Linked DNA regions of Homo sapiens: region 2 is linked to region 1. Evidence: chromatin loops called from intact Hi-C (ENCODE). Cell type or tissue: B cell. All regions are shown on one strand. Links, peaks and the distances in the headings refer to the core of each region. The heading gives the core; the rest is flanking DNA. Region 1 holds the start of SCAPER (S-phase cyclin A associated protein in the ER). Region 2 overlaps PSTPIP1 (proline-serine-threonine phosphatase interacting protein 1).

Evidence for each region. Hi-C counts contacts between places; a loop is a spot of excess contacts. Peaks named below come from ENCODE experiments on the same cell type or tissue, not always from the same donor. Only the 100,000 strongest peaks of a DNase experiment are listed, where the experiment ranks them.
Region 2: a loop joins it to region 1, with 15 times the contacts of the local background. A loop is called at or near these places in 14 of 110 quality-filtered maps.

The regions. Positions count from the first base shown.
Region 1 is chr15:76,900,503-76,905,870 of GRCh38, reverse strand. SCAPER (S-phase cyclin A associated protein in the ER) reads left to right here and starts at 531. Exons shown (of 32, transcript NM_020843.4): 1 at 531-572. RefSeq lists an enhancer at 185-685 and silencers at 426-735, 746-855, 876-955. In B cell, for the core only: a CTCF peak has its summit at 2,341; DNase peaks (open chromatin) are centred at 420 and 2,320; H3K4me3 peaks cover 1,380 bases; H3K27ac peaks cover 2,657 bases.
Region 2 is chr15:77,028,729-77,034,096 of GRCh38, reverse strand. It overlaps PSTPIP1 (proline-serine-threonine phosphatase interacting protein 1), which reads right to left. Exons shown (of 15, transcript NM_003978.5): 8 at 4,523-4,568; 9 at 3,516-3,595; 10 at 2,819-2,917; 11 at 1,703-1,799; 12 at 1,145-1,235. Among named protein-coding and RNA genes, the nearest start is that of PSTPIP1, 36 kb to the right of the region's middle. RefSeq lists an enhancer at 243-880. In B cell, for the core only: a CTCF peak has its summit at 2,512; DNase peaks (open chromatin) are centred at 2,556 and 3,456; H3K27ac peaks cover 2,442 bases.

The DNA of each region.
Region 1 (5,368 bases), core at 102-5,101:
GTATTTAATTCATCATATGTTTGTCTTTGAAGTAGATGAAACGTATTTGTTAGGTCTCTGTACTTCGACCTTCCAAGCCTGGCACACAGAAGGGCCCTGATAAAGCTTCTCGGAGGCCTAGTTGTGTTCAGCGCAGCCCAGCGTGCTCCTGTCAAGTGCTTTCGCCAGCACAGATTTCTGTGAGGCGCGTCTCTAAGTCCTTAATCTGTGGATTGACTGTGGTGATAAGGCAGGAGGAGGGAAGAGATTGAGTACGAGAAAGACCTGTGTGGCCAAAAGCGGCGGTGTAAGCTTAACCTAGGAAAAGAAACAGCTTCGGAAACGCCGCGCCGGGACATCGAACCAAATCAACCCTCACACCTCCCGCCTGGGCGCCCCAACGGCGCGAACGGGCGTGCGCCTGCGCGCGGACAACACAGATCTTGCAGCCGGGAGCGGCGCGGCAGCGGCTGAGATCACGTGGTGCGCCGGGAAGCCACCCCGCCTCTCCGAGGCCTCCCTGCCCCGCCCCGTCACGCCCCTTTCCCGGCGGGACGCTTTGAGCCGCCCCGAACTAAGCAGGGCGGTCGGGGGTGAGTGTCCGCGAGGGGCGTGCGTAGCGCAGACCCGGGCGGGTCCGGGTTGGGGCGCGGGCCGTCTGAATGCCTTGCGGGGACCAGGGGACAAAATGGCGGCGGGGTACGCCCTTTCACCCCCTCCCCTCACCTGGGAGTGCGAGTTGAGCGGGGCAGGGATCGTTGCTGGGGGAGGGGAGCCGCGGTCGCCTGGGGAGGGCTCGGAGGTCGGCCTCGGAGGCCTCGGGACGGGGGCTGGGGTGAGCCGCGTCCGGGCCCTGCCCTGCGGGCTCATCTGGGGTGTGAGGGACGTGAGACCCCGCACACTACGCGGTCTGAGGGGTGAGTGGGGGGCTGCCGCGTCACCTCACTTGGGGGCAGCCCCGGCCGCGGGTGACGAGGCTTCTGGAATGTCTAAATGCGAGGGGCCCCTGGAGGAGCCTCCCTTCGTTTGACAGGTGATCGTCTTCGTCATCTGTCATTCCCAGCGGGGTTTACCATGCTTTCCCTGTACTCTGATCTTAGCTCTGCCCAGGAAACGGGGCAGGAATGGCCTCTCCGTCTTCCAGATGCGTGCGCTGAGGCCTGGAGGGGCGAAGAGCCTCTCGCACCTGGGAGTAGTGGGACCCAGCCTCCTGCCTCTGTTGCTGCTCTTTTCCAAAACAGCACTTCCTTGGCGCCTTTCCTCTACACCGTTTTCCAGGCGCGTTCGTGGGAACGGCACCAGGGAGGAACGGGATTGTTAGAAAGCAGGCACAAAACTGGTCCTGTAAGCAACACCTGCTGCTGTTAAGGGGGCCCCAGCTGAGATGAGGCCGCCTGTTTGTGAGCAGCTTCCTGTTGCTGGTGGACTGCATCTCTTATTCTAGTTGTGACAAGTTATTTTCCATGAAAATAGCTATTCATTAATAGTCATTTTACCGAACAGATACTAATTCCTTATATGAATTATAGTTTGTCTTAGTTTATGGATTAATTTCATCATTAACTTTTCATCTTCATAAATAATCTGGTAGAAGGATGGATGGGCTAGGAGTAATACTTATTTTATGAATGGAGAAACGGGGGCTCAAAAGGTTATTACTTGCCTTAGATCACCAGCTGGTGAGTGGTAAATCTGGGGTTAAGTTTTCTGACCTAAGGTTGGTAGTCTGACCACTGTCCCACTCTGGCCTATACTGGTGCTCTTTCCCTTCTGTTATTTCTGTTAACTATGACTTTTCCTCAAAGTTTGTTGGTTGCAGATGATTTATGCCACTTGAAGAATGATATCCACTAAAGAATTAATATTTTTAATCAATCAAAGAGTCAAGTTTTAATGTGATTTGGAAGGTTGTCTGTGGGAGAAGTAATCTGATGGCTTTGAAGGCAGACTGTTTTGAGTTTGAATCTCAGCCCCAACCCTTGTTTTTGGCAAATTAATTTTTCTGAGCCTTTCTTATCTGTAAAGTAGGAATAATATCCACCTCATAATTTTGTTGATAGTAATAAATTAGGTGTCTGTAAAGTATTGAGAACTGTTCCTAGCCCATGGTAAGCCCTCAACAAATGCTCTTTTCCTTCTTTCTCCACACTCCCTTGAGCTGCATTAAAAATATACTCTATGTGTCTTTGGTCCATTTGGGTCTGGTATAGCAAAATACCTCAGACTGAGTGGCTTATAAACAACAGAAATTCATTTCTTGCAGTTTTGGAGGCTGGGAAGTCCTAGATCAAGATGTCTGATGATTCAGTGTTTGGTGATAGCCTGCTTTCTGGTTAATAGATGGCACCCTCTAGCTGTCTCCTTACATGGTGCAAGGGTGAAGGGGTCTCTCTCTGGCCTCTTATAAGGGAATTTATCCCATTCATTAAGGTTCTGCTTTCATAATACAGTCATCTCCCAAAGGCCCCACCTCCTGATATGACCTTGGAAACTAGGATTTCCACAAGAATTTTGAAGAACACAAACATGCAGACCATAGCATTATGGTTAATCACTTGGTTGTTCAGGTCAAATAACCATGGAAGTGTAATCAGCAGTACTGTACAAATGTGTTTATAAATAAATTTTGGTGACTGGTCCAAAGGATATAGTATTCTAAACAGACTTTAAAAATGTTTGCCATTGGTGCTTCATAGGTATTTTAAGAACTCCTAAAAGATTGATATTAAGGTCATTAATGTCTTCATTTAGCTGCAGGAATGTTTTAAAGATAAGTAAGATGAAGGGACTTGAGATTCTGTCATTTCTTTCACTTTCTTTTTTTTTTTTTTGAAACCGAGTCTCACTCTGTCACCCAGGCTGGAGTGCAGTGGCGCAATCTTGGCTCACTGCAAACTCCACCTCCCAAGTTCAAGCGATTTTCCTGCCTCAGCTTCCTGAGTAGCTGGAACTACAGGCACTCACCACCATGCCTGGCTAATTTTTTTTTGTATTTTTAGTAGAGACCGGGTTTCACCATGTTGGCCATGCTGGTCTCAAACTCCTGACCTCAGATGATCCACCCACCTCGGCCTCCCAAAGTGCTGGGATTACAGGCGTGCGCCACTGCACCTGGCCTCTTTCACTTTCATACCTGACCACAGCCCAGACTAGTTTTAAAGGATAAACAACTTCTTTGGGAATCACATGTGAATGTTATTTAAACACTTAGAAAGTGGGGGTATTATTTAGGGGGAAGTTTAATAGAATTCTCTGTAAGGGTACAATCTGATATCCATTGTGGAATTGGCATTTCTGAAATTGTAGAAGAGAAAACTGTAAATGGCTGGCATAGCAAAAATTAAATCATTAATAAAATTCTGTTTGCAGTTTCTGCTGGATGGTAACCTTTTTTTAAAAAAAAATTCAACTTATATAGTAGAGGGTACATGTGTAGATTTGTTACATGGGTAAATTGATGCCGATGCTTGGGGTCCCAATTATCCCATCACACAGGCCATAAGCATAGTACACAACAGGTGGTCTTTCAGCCCATGCTCCCCTTGGCCTAGTGATCCCTAGTGCCTGTTGTTTGTGACTTTTACAATCACATATTCTGTGTTTAATTCCCACTTATAAGAGAGAACACACAGTATTTGGTTTTCTTTTCTCATGTTAAGTCACTTAGGACATTGGTCTCCAGCTCTATCCGTGTTGCTGCAGAGGGCATGATTTTGTTCTTTTTTATGGCTGCATAGTATTCCATGGTGCATTTGTAGCTAACCTTTTTCACAAACATGTTTGGCTTTCACTGATTGGCTATGGGTCTTGTGAAATATAAAGAGTGAAAAGATCTGGAGTCCAATGATGGAGCTAGTCTTAAAAATTATTAGAGGCTGGGTACGGTGGCTCATGCCTGTAATCCTAGCACTTTGGGAGGCTGAGGTGGGCAGATCACAAGGTCAGGAGATCGAGACCATCCTGGCTAACACGGTGAAACCCTGTGTCTACTAAAAATACAAAAAATTAGCTGGAGGTGGTGGCTCATGCTTGTAGTCCCAGCTACTCAGGAGGCTGAGGCAGGAGAATCGCTTGAATCCGGGAGGTGGAGGTTGCAGTGAGCTGAGATCGTGCCACTGCACTGCAGCCTGAACAACAGAGCGAGACTCCGTCTCAAAAAAAAAAAAAATTATTAGAAATTATTTATGGAAAGACTTTTTCTTCTATGACATGAAACACTAAAGATTTCATAAAGTTTTGCTAAAATGATAACTTCTTAAAGTAATACGTTCATTTTATGTTTTGAAACATACGCAAAAGAGAATAGTATGATGAACTGCTATGTATCAATCTATTTCAAAAATTAGCTATATATTATACATGAGCAATATTATTTCATAAAAGTTACCTCCTCACTAAATTGTTTTGAAGCAGGTTTCAGACATCATATTTAATTTGTCAAGATTTTAGTATGCATTAGGCCTGCTTTTAATACAGTATTGGAAAAGAGAGAGAGTTTCAGTATTTTCAATTGAGCATGCCACATTCATGAGATAAAATAAATAACTTGGTTGACATATTCATGGCAGTATATATAGAAGTAATCAGAATTGAAAATCTTATTAAACAATTTAGAATTATAAAATGTCTATATTGCTCTTCAAATTACTCTTTTTTTCTTTTGAGACGGCGTCTTGCTCTGTCCCCCAGGCTGGAGTGCAGTGGTGCGATCTCAGCTTACTGCAACCTCTGCCTCCTGGGTTCCAGCGATTCTCCTGCCTCAGCCTCCTGAGTAGCTGGGACTACAGGCGGGTGCCACCACACCTGGCTACAAACTACTCATTTTTACCATAATACACATATTTTTCAATTAGCAAAAATGTGAACAGTAGTTTTTGAGTATGCCTGTGACAACATTAAAGTATCAGACTCAGAAAGGCAAATACTCAGATTTTCTTAAATGTTGGAAAAGGCAAAAACATGGGTGACAGACTTTGTGAACCCTGGAGAGGAACTGTGATTGCAAACCTCAATTTTTCTACAATTTATTGACCAATATGTGGATAATTCATAGATGTACTATTCTGGCTTCAGTTAGATGGGCCCCTATATTTTGGAGTAGTGCTACCAGCAGGCTTCTCACTGCTTTGGGTCTGCCATTTACTCCTTGCTCTTTTACAACCTGTGTACCCAAACTTGGATAAAGAAAAGATATGCCTTTTCTGGCACTTGAGCCCATCTTTACATTTCCATCTCTAGGATTCTTAGGCATCTCCACAGATATTCCGGGATTGCAGGGCAGAATAAGACAAGTGAGACTTCAGTTCTGAACAAGGCAGGAACTTGTTCAGACACTTTGTGCTCAACCAGACCTAGTGTTCATTCCCTGTTTACCACCTTTATTCTTTGT
Region 2 (5,368 bases), core at 283-5,282, 130 kb before region 1:
AGCCCCCTCCAGCAGCCAGGCCTCCCTCGGCCCTGCAGGACATCTCTCTCTCTCTCTCTAATCCTCTCTGGGGCCACTCCTTTCTGCCCCTTCCTGATACTGCTTCAGGTGAGCTCTTTTGTCCAGTTGCTTAAATGACCACCTTTGCTGGGATCCAGGTCCTCACCAGGCACAGGGAAGCCTGTCTCACAAGCTTTTGTAGCATGTGAGGCTGCGGGTGTGCTGCCTCCTGGGGTCACTGCTTGCACAAGATTCTCAAAGAGGGTGTGTGTGTGCCCTCTCTAAGCACGGGTGGTTCCCACGAGCCTCTGCCTCCCAGGAGTAGGAAGTTCCAGGGGCTCCTGAGGCCCTGGAATGAGCTGGTCCTTGGGAAGGGCCGGGAACTGCATCAGCCTCTCCCCACAGTCCACTACCTCCCAGAGGCAGGGCCTTCTTGGTTGAAGGGTGGCTGAAGAGTGGTGGCATGGCGGTGGGGGCACAGGCACCATGTGAAACCCACAGACCCTTGTGGATGCTCACAGGGCACATGGCCTCCCTCAAAGGCCTGGCTACGAGGGCTCCCTAAGCTGGCTATAGTGCTCCCAATGGGCTGTCACCTTCGTCACTCAAGGCCTGAACCAGGAGAGTCCTTAGATTCTGAATCTGACCCCAACACTCAGGGCCCTGGCCTTAGAGAGTGTGAATGACTTGCCCAGGTCACACATTGAGGCCCAGCACTAGGACCTTGGCACTTGACTGCAGCCAGGCCGGGGAAGGAGCCCTGGAAAAGCCTGGAGAATTCTCCAGATGCCCCAGTCCTGCTCCAGCCAGACAGCGTTGCCACTGCAGCCTGACAGGGCACCAGGCTCACATGAGGCCCCAGGGACAAGGAAGCCAGCATAGGGGCCTCCCCAGAGCTCGGAGCACCTCCCCTAGTGAATAATTGGGGTGTGATTATTCTAGTGTCTGGGTCCCTTGGGCTGAGGGTTCCATAGGCTGAACTGAGCCTATCTTGTCTCCACAGAGTGCCCAGCACCTAAACTGGGCACCAGATACAGACACATAGTAGGTGCTCAGTGAACGAGGAAGGGCCAGGTGCAGAGGAGGGGCTCGACCCACTTCCTGGCCCAGCCTTAGGCCCTCCCTCCGTCTGTCGGGGCCTCACCTCTTTATCATGCCGCAGGACGGCTGTATGCCAGGGCTGCTGGTCAGCGGGGTGACCTCCCGATCGTAATAGTTCTGGTAGGGCACCGGAGCTGCAGACAGCAAGCCGTGAGCCCCAGGGCGGCCCCCAACACCCCATTCTGGCCCTGCCAGACTCAGCTGGGGCCCTACATTCCCAATCTGGCCCTGGCCCATCCTGGTGCCTGAGGAGGTGCCTGTCTTGCTCCCATGAGAGACCCCACCGTAGGTACCATCAAGACCTAATATTCTGGACCCGTGATCCAGTGGAACCAAACAGGCGGGGAGTGGGGGCCGTGGGAGCTCCTCACCTCAATCCCCATCCCCACCTCTTCCTCTGAGTGCCATCATGCCCTTAGCTTTGCCTGAGAGGAGGCAGCAGGCCTGGGACCCAACTCCCCACAACCCCTGCTAGGGCTTCTCTGCCCTGAAGGGAGCTGTGAGCTACCCCAGCCCGGTCCTGGCACTTGAGGCTCAGGGCCGGGCCTTCCCAGGGGCTCAATGCACCTAGAGGCTGCGCTGTCCGCAAGCCGGACCTCACCGGGGGGCTCTGTGCCCGTGCTCTTGGCCTGGATGAAACTGTCGATGTCGGCGTCTATGCTGCAGCCTTCCAGCGTCAGCCGCACTTCCTCGTAGAGCTGGGGCAGGAAAGAGCAGAGGCCGCAGCCCGATGCCCACTCTGCCCCTCTGTGGGCCTGAACTCTGACCAGCGGCCCCCACCCACCGGCCTCCTCACAGGCCATTGTGCGCGGCTCGGGGTCTTTGATCCTGAGGGGTCACGGCCCTGGCTGACAGCTTCCTGTTTCCTGAACACCTTCTGTGTGCAAGGCCCTGTGCAAGGGACTTAACTCACACCTGTCCTCTAAGGTAGACCCCACTTTTCCCATTGGATAGATGAGGAAACTCAGAGGAGAGTGACTTGCCCAAGGTCACAGCGAGAATGCAGCACAGCCAGGCCTTGGGGCTAGGAGAGTGGGTCCAGAGCTCGCCCTTCTACCTCAAGGAGGCGAGGAGGCAGCAGGGGGCTCGAGTCACTTGGGCAAAAACAACAAGAAAATCAACCCCCACAGCCCCGGACAGGAGCGTCAGGCAGGAAACACAGCAGGCAAGGGGGCCAGGGCTGCCCGGGAGAGCCGTGTGCTGGGCTGCATCCATCCACAGAGCTCAGGGACCCTGGCTGGGGGCCCTCTCTGCTGGGGAGGACCCACCCAGCAGGTTGGGCTCAGTAAGGGGAACCAGGACACCCTGGAGATGTGGGGAGCAGAGGAAGGACTGCGCCTCGGCTCCTGCAAGCACCAGGCCTAGAGCAGAGCAGCCACGGTCCTCCAGCTTCTGCCAACCTCTGACAGCTGTGTCCACCTCCCCTCCCATCCCCGGCAGAGGGGGCAGGTGCTCTGTGGCTCTGAGGCATAAGGAGGAAGTCAGGGGAACCACAGAGTCATCATCTTCCAGGCAGAGAAGCCATGGCCCTGTGTGGTACTGAGCTCCTGTCTTGGGGTTCTGGGGGCAAAGGCTGAGCTGCTGAGGCCTGAGACCCCTGGGGCCAGGCTTGGATCACAGAGGACCAGGTGCTTGTTGACCGGCTCAGATGGACCTGGGTGCTTTGCTGCCTAGAGGCTGCCCTACCTTACCCCACACCAAGGCCCTCAGCCCCCACCTCATCATCCTTGACACACTGCATGGAGAGCTGGTTGCTGTGCACCCACAGGGCGTTGCGGAGAATGGTCAGCCGGTCAAACTCTTGCAGCTGAAAGGCCTGGGGGCAGTGGGAGGGAGGTGAGCAGTGAGGAGGCGGCTGCAGGGCCCGGCCAGGCTGGGCCCCATTCACAGCTCAGCCGGAGCTGACCAGGCCAGCCCTCTCTGCTGGAAGCCCAGTCCAAAGGAGAGAGTGCCCTGGGGTCCCCATCCCGACTCCGGGCCAGCCCTGAGGCTGCAGGGAGGGAGGTGGAGATGCCCAGGGGGTCCCTGCCCCAGCCTCCCTTCAGGCTGCACCACACCGAGGCAGAAGGGTAGTGAGAGGGACCTCGGACGGGAGTCCTGAGCCCTGTTCCCCAGGCCCTGTCCATCGGCAGCACCCAGAGAGGCTGTGGGTTTAGTCCAAGTCCCAGTTTTGGCTTCAACAAAGAGGGTGGAAGAATGCCTGCCTGCAACGAAGGGGCCCAGGACTCAAGGCCAGGCGACAAGCAACAGGGCCAGGGCCCAGCACAGGCCTGTGAGCAGGAGGCTGAATAAACGAGTGAGTAACAGGTACCTTCCCCAACTGCCTCACTTGGGCCCCTTTAAGCAGCTGGAGTAGGGATGGGCGTCTCACACTTCCCAGCTGGGGAAAACGAGGCTCCACGTGGGCCACTCACCTCACAGGTGGTCCGGTGCTCCTGCTCCCACTCAGCCCGGACCTTCTCCAGCTGCGCAATGCTCTGCCTGTATACCCGCTCTGAAAGCGCAGGCAGCCTCAGGGAGGGCCCTGACACGAGCTCCTCCACCCCTGTACTCCAGCAGGTCCCATCCTGGATGCCTCCTCCCACTGGGAGCCCCGCCTCCCCCATGGGACCTGCCCTAGCAGATGGCGGGGCCTCATCTGAATGCCCGTCAGGGCCACCCACGCTGGTGCTGCTGCTGCTCCCCAACTGTGCTCTGAGCTGCCTGAGGGCTGGAGTGGAGCCTCATATATGCAAGTCCAGAGTATTGGCCTCTGGGCATCTCTGGGCGCCCCACCTCACTTTCCAGAGGGGAAACTGAGGTTCAGAGAAGGCAGCTGAGAGGGCGCTGGAGGAGGGGTGGAGTCCCACAGGCTTGGGTCACAACTTCTGTGCCCAGATCTCTGGAGGTCACCTGTCCCCCAGCCGAGGGAGTAGCTGAGTCCCAGTAAAGGCAGAGCAGAAGGGAGAGGCCTTCCCAGGGGAAGGGAGGAGGGTGGGTGCTGTGTCTGGTGGGTGGGGCACCAGCAGGGACAAGAGTGTTGGTAGGATTCGGGCATCAAGTGAAGGACAGAGGCCCAGAGAAGGCTATGTGCACAAGTCCTGGGCTCTGAAGCCCGATGGCCTGGGTTCAAATGCAGCTGTAACCTGGGGCAAGTACTGGACCTTTTAGTGCCTCTGTTTCCTCATCTGTTAAGAAAGGGAACAGTAACAGCAGCCACCTCGGAGGGCAGCTGTGAGGACTGAACACATGAAGCGCCAAGAAGGGCTGGCGAATGGGGGAACACAGCGTTTACTTTGACGGCACATATCTGGAATGAGAGCGCCGCGCCCATGATTGTGCAGCCAGGGGGAGTGTGTGTGTCCCCAGGGTGAGGAGGTGTGTGTGGGGAGTACCGCCCAGGCCTCCGCCCTGGTCGGACGGGGCAGCCAGGCCCACATACCTGCCTCGGTGGCCGAGTCCTTGCACTGCCTGGCTTTGTTCTGACTCTGAGGAAACAGAGGGGAAGCAGCGCTAAGCCCCTGCCCCAGGAGCCAGGGCCCACCCCAGCAGACCTGAAGTGACTGTCAAGCTTCCCCGGCCACCCTGGGGGGAACATTCAGGAGCCAACTATGGGCAGATGCCATCATCCACAAGCAACCTCCGCCCACAGAGGACCACAGGCTAGCTCCATGGAAAGAGAACGAAGACAGGAACCGAGCCCAGGAGGATGCCTGTGAAGAGTGAGACCACAACCCACAGGAGAGGTGCAACTACTGCTGAGCCCCCTGGCTGGGACTTGGGCTCTGGCCCCTGACTGACTGCCCCCAGCTCACCCTCAGGCCACTTCCCTCTCTGGGCCTCAGCCTTCCTGTCTGTGCAATGAGTGATGTGTTTCCTGGGCTCTGGGAGCTCTGATACCCCCACTCTGGCCTAGGGGCCACAGCATCAGGAGCATGGGCTCTAGACCACCTGAGTTGGGGGTCCCTTTTCTGCTGCTTCCTGGCTCTGAGACCTTAGACAAGTCACTTACTGTGAGCCTCAGTTTCCTCTCTGTGACATGGGCCTACTGAGCCCTTCTCCAAGGTTGTGTGAGGGTTGGCGTCTGCTCTCATCACCCTGTGGGCCTCAGTGGGCCTGCACCGAGGAATGGGTCCCTGAGTGCCGCCTGACGGTGGCAAAGGGGATCCAGCTGACCTGCCTGTCCATGGCCTGAGGTTCTCTCCAGGAAACCCATTTCACAGATGGGGAGATTGGGGGTCAGAGAGGGCTAAGCAGCATCCCCAGATGCAGATCTTGCCTGGGGGTG